Linked DNA regions of Homo sapiens: region 1 is linked to region 2. The links are chromatin contacts, found by Hi-C in ENCODE. All regions are on one chromosome and are shown on one strand. The core of a region is the stretch at or near the end of the contact, and the rest is flanking DNA. Distances in the headings are between cores, read along the strand shown. Region 1 overlaps RIN2 (Ras and Rab interactor 2). Region 2 overlaps CFAP61 (cilia and flagella associated protein 61).

Evidence for each region. Hi-C counts contacts between places; a loop is a spot of excess contacts on that map. Pooled maps may share reads with other maps.
Region 1: a map with no recorded cell type shows a loop between it and region 2 (6-fold over the local background). The contact joins two enhancer-like sites. A Hi-C loop is called at or near these places in 4 of 37 single-sample maps with no recorded cell type and 2 of 50 pooled maps.

What each region holds. Positions count from the first base shown.
Region 1 is chr20:19,826,980-19,829,679 of GRCh38, forward strand. The region is part of intron 2 of RIN2 (Ras and Rab interactor 2); the gene reads left to right. Among named protein-coding and RNA genes, the nearest start is that of RIN2, 70 kb to the left of the region's middle. RefSeq lists a silencer at 1,442-1,611. Within about 2 kb of position 1,337, at least 6 of the 41 ENCODE cell types and tissues checked have a DNase peak (open chromatin) inside an H3K27ac peak, as active enhancers do.
Region 2 is chr20:20,209,199-20,211,898 of GRCh38, forward strand. All of the region lies in intron 17 of CFAP61 (cilia and flagella associated protein 61), which reads left to right. Among named protein-coding and RNA genes, the nearest start is that of CFAP61-AS1, 57 kb to the right of the region's middle. Within about 2 kb of position 1,361, at least 4 of the 41 ENCODE cell types and tissues checked have a DNase peak (open chromatin) inside an H3K27ac peak, as active enhancers do.

The sequences.
Region 1 (2,700 bases), core at 87-2,586, 380 kb before region 2:
TTTTTTTTTTTTTGAGACAGAGTTTCGCTCTTGTTGCCCAGGCTGGAGTACAGTGGTGCAATCTAAGCTTACTGCAACCTCCGCCTCCTGGGTTCAAGTGATTCTCCTGCCTCAGACTCCCGAGTAGCTGGGATTACAGGCATGTGCTACCATACCTAGCTAATTTTTGTATTTTTAGTAGAGATGGGGTCTCGCCATGTTGGCCAGACTGGTCTCCAACTCCTGACCTCAGGTGATCTGCCTGCCTCGGCCTCCCAAAGTGCTGGGATTACAGGCGTGAGCCACCACACCCCGCCTTTTTCTAATTTTCTAGTCTAATAGCCCTGCGAAGTACATAAGGAATATGGCTAAACTGACATAGCTTGTCTTGGGAAACCCAAACTGGACCCTGGGCTTGACCACGTTTTGGCTAAGATACACCATCTTGCAAAGAATTCCAAGAGCAATCATCTCTCAAATGGCCCTGGAGCCCACAGCTTCATAGCTGGAGAAGTCTACTGCCTTCTCTGTTTTTGAAGCCAAGGACCAACATTATCTACCAGCTTTGTCCAGCCCTCTTTAATTCTCCTGAGTGCTTGAAGGTGATCACAAATAATCTCACATGCATTTAACTTATAACCATAGTGTGGCAGTGAGTCCTCCAGATTGGAAAAGAAAATGCCTATAGAAGATCCAGGTACGCCCTTATGACCGCCAAATTGACTTCAGGATCCAGTCCCGCTTTTTAATGCTGGTCTCCTCTTCCTGTCTTACAGCCTTTAGGTGTTCAGCTGATGTAAATTAATTGCTCCCATTGTCAAGGACTTTAGTAGGTTTGCTTTTCTTTTTTTCTTTTTTTTTTTTTTTGCTGCTAGTCAACCACATTGTGTTCCAAAAGTACCTTTAAAAAGGTATTTTATGGTTTTATTTAGCTTTGTTTTATTTGTAAAATACCCTTCTCCTGGGCTGTAGGCTTCTAGGCATTATTCACACAGATCCAGCACACTGTTTGGGGTACACTTAAGCCTCTAGAGCCCTTACCCATATTTGCATGCTGCCCAGCTGTGAGTTCATTGCAAAGGTGCAGACTCACCTGCTTGTGATACCTCTCCCTCTTAGCTACTGACTTATTTGTGGTGTCAGAACCCCATTTTCAAGAACTTCCCATTCTGTTTGATGGGAACGAGGGCACTTTTTATAGACTCCAACTCACCTTTAAACTTTGTGAAATCTCTGTTTGTAAACCACAAAATTTATCAGCACAACTGAGTTTCCCATTCCTAGCTTTTGTGAACATAAGGATGACATAAGAATTTCCTCTTACAATGCCTCTCACTTCCACTTCCCCAATCAGTTCCTCCCCGTGAATCGGAAGTAAGTTGAGAATAGCAGCTCCACCCACAGCTTTCTGATCCTTCTGAGGGCTGAATCTGCCCACAAGTTAGGTCAAGTGTGTGTCAGAAATGGTTTTTATCACAGAGACACTATGAGAATATGTGCGGACAGCTGAGTCTGCCACCTGTCTTTCTGCCTGATTTCTGCAGCAGGAATGAATCACTCACTTCCTGCGTTGATGGTGGCTGTGGCATCCTGTCATCACAGTAGCCCTTTTATTCTATTCCTCCATTCATCTCCATTATCTTCTAATATGAAAACCATTATGTAGGTGCATAGATTTATTTGTCCTTGACTTAACAGAGACAGCTTAGTACTCTCCAAAAGAAAAGAAAAAATATGTTTCTTATGAATGGAACATGATAAAATATGCCATCTCTTGGTTGCATTCTAACCGAGTGTCCCATTCCCTGTGATCTTGCTGACTCCTAGGAAGTTCTGCAGAGCTGATCATTTCCTCCACCATCCTAGGTCCATTTTTGCTTGTTCTGCTCTGTATGATCATTGGGATGGTCCAACCGGCTACGTCGTCTGAGGCTCCCTTTGCTAACTGGCTTCCTGCTAGGCTTGGTTTGGCTCATGTGAAGCCCTGGTTGATAGGGTGGGTGGAAGGAAAGGAAAAGCCAGGGCATTTCACCACGTTTAATATACTAATGATTCAAATTTGTGCCTCAGCAAACATGCAGATTACCTGGGATCCTCAGCAGAGAATAATAGCTACCTCTGGAAATAGTAGGCTCATGAATGCTAAGAGGCTACTGAAATTGCCACCTATATGATGGGACGCTTTGGGTGAGAGGTTCATGGAGGTTCTGATTGATTGGGTTCTTGAAGAGTACATGAGCATTTTCCTGGCAGATCTACTCATGACAGACATCCCAGGAAGACAGAAGAGAAGATGAGCAGTTATGGAAACCCAAAGTTGTATGGCGTGCTTGCAAATTGGATTAACTTATTAATTTGTAGGACTTTGGGGGCATGATAGGAGATGAAGCCAAAAAAAGAAAAAAAAATGGATTGAATCCAGTATATGAAGGACCCTCTGTAATAACTATGCTTTCTCCCAGGGGTGAGTTCACAGGAGCAACAGAGAGCTCTAGAGTGAGGAGGGTGGGAAGAACAATTTTGTATATCATCTACGTTGTATACTGGGCTTCTATAGGCTGTTGTGTTTGATGAAAGTGTGCCGGCTTAAAAAGTTCAAAAATCCACTGTTGTGACTATAGGAAATGTATTGGTCAGGGTTTTTAGATGCATACTAGAGAATCGCCTCTAGCTGGTTTAGGCAGGGAGGGGTACTGAGGAACAGAGTTCCCAAAGTCAAGG
Region 2 (2,700 bases), core at 111-2,610:
CCACGATTCACCATTGCTGTGTGTAGGCCAGTTCCCTCATGTTGGTTAAGTTTTTATCCCAATTTTTATCACGATGAACAGTGCTACCATATCTGCCCTTATTATTTTTCAGCACATTTGTTTTGATTTCCTTTGAACAAATTCCTGGAAATGGTATTGCTCAGTCAAAGGTAAAGTTACTATCTCTTTAATCAAAAAGCATAAAGTTTTAGAATTTGAAAATGAAAACTTGTGATTCCTGAATTGAAAAAGATGATTTCTCTTGGCAATATGTTGCTTTATCTAAGCAACATACAGAGTACAGAGATATACAACAAACCCTCTTTTTTATGTCAGATACAGATTTTTAAGACAAGTAACCAGGTGTGCAAAAGGATACATCTTTTATTTTCCTATTTTTTTCTAATTGAGCTGAGTCTCTGCTTTGAGCCTTTATTCCACCTGATGGGAGTAAAAGTAACCTCCATCAATTCTGGGTAAATTTAATCATTTAATGTTTACATTGAGTCCATTTGGGAGATTTCTTCTTTCATGTTTTTAGGCAGGTAGGAAAGACATCCAAGTTCTCAGGAGCTCATGGACATGGAATGTCATGGCATCGTGGCAGGCGGGGAGGAGGCTGGGAGGGGAGGTACCTGCTGCTTGGGTAGTGCCTGTCCTCACAGGAATCCTGAGTTCAGAACATCAGCTTTTGTCCTCAGGCAAAGTCACCCCTTGTCCTGGCATCCAGGCCCCCGCAGCCCTCACTGCTTGCTGCAGAAGAATCCCATCCTCACAGCCTTGAGGCCAGTCTGAGTGTGGCCTTGTGTTCCCTGGAGCTACGTGCTCTCTTCCTCTCCGCTTTCCTTGCTTTGGGCTTTCAGAAGCTCATTGCTGCCTCATTTCCTTCCTCATCCAGGAAGTTCCCTCAGCCATCTCCACTGGACTCTTCCCAGGACAAGGTGGCAGTAGAGTCTCCCTTGTGAGGCAGTCTCCTTCCTGTATTCTCCAAAATCTTTGTAGGGATCCTGCCCCCTTCCTTCCACTTTCCTGGCCTTAGCCAGAGGAAGGAGAGGGCTGCGCTGCACTGATTTCTCCTTCTTCCCCTCTGGCTTTCCTCCTCCTGGTCCTCAGACAGTGGGCTCGCTGTCCCCATGTGTTCTTCTGCATCTGTCATTGGAAGCATCAACTTTGACTTTTGATGCATAACAGTCAGGCTTTTCAGACTCAAAAAACCTTCTTGCAACCCGTTATCTGCCTGGAAACAAAACAGCACAGAATTGACGCATTTGTTCTCTGGGGCTGGGTCTGCCCAAAGGCCTGGTGTCCCCTGGCTGTTGCCTGCAGCATCAGGAGGGGTCATGAGTCAGCAGGGATTGGCAGAAATGAAACACATCTGCTAGTACAAAAACAACACCCCACTAGGATGACAGCAGCGACAGACACATGAAACACAGACCACGAATGCCCCTCTGGGGCTGGCCGACTCCCTCTGGCTCATGGAAGAATTATAAAAATGTGATTCCATTCATTATGAAGTGATTGGAGGTCAGTAGATGCATATAGAATAAAGTACAGTGTCATAAGCCTAACTTTCAGGCCTTTTTATTAAAACTTTCACTTGTTACATCCCGTTAATAAATTCTAGTTTTACAAATGGGATATGGGCCAGGCACAGTGGCTCATACCTGTCATCCCACACTTTGGGAGGCTGAAATAGGAGGATCACTTGAAGCCAGGAGTTTGAGACCAGCCTAGTAACACAGTGAGACCCCTACCTCTACAAAAAATAAACTATTTAAAAAATGGGTTTTGCCTTCCTGGAAGATGTGAAAGATCAGGAAAAACAACCGAGAACCTAGAGAGGTTTTACATTCAAATTAAACTGAGATGGATTAAAAGCCTTCCACAGTTTAGTAATTTTCCTAAAGCAATTTGAGTTTGGTTATCTTTATTTGCACACTCATCAAATCCAGAGGGAAAATGGCATTTGAGTTCATCAGAGGCAGAGGATTAAATGGGCCTTGGAAAGTGCAGTACCTGGTTAGCCGGGGGCGCGGTCCTCCCAAAGGGCTGCCCCACGTGGCCTTGGTCGAGTGGGCAGGGACTGCCTTTCACCTCTGTGTTCCATTAGAGAAGCAGCTTGAAGCCCACAGTCCTCAGTTCTCAATCTGCTCTCATTCTCCAGGGTTGAGCCACTTTAAGTATCAAAACTTTTAGTCTGAATGTTGCCTCAAGACCATTAAGCTTAGTCAAGATGACTGATGTCATGATCTCCATAGTAACCAACTTAATAAGCAAGAAGAAAATACAAAAGATGACTTAAAAACAGGGGAAAAAAACAGAATAAATAAGGTATGAAAATAGCATGGGAGCCATAAAGATTTTTTTTACTGCCACTTTGAGATATCAAACATGACTCAGCTACAGTGCAGGCAGGCATGAGCCATTTGGTCCGTCGAAACCCATGGCAATAAACATAAATTACAGACTGTGCCACATTCCTACTTCTTGTGCTGTTCAATTGTGTCCCAGGTTTTGTTTGTTTTATTTTTTCATATAATTCAGTGCATTGAAATTATCACCATGGTAGTCACTGTAATTGTGGTTTTTATGGTAGTTTATGTATTTAACCAAAAAGAGCTGTGCTTCCAGGGAACAGGTCTCAGGCAGCACTTTCCAGTCACCTTAGCAGAGCTCCTCTCTCATGCAAACCACCCC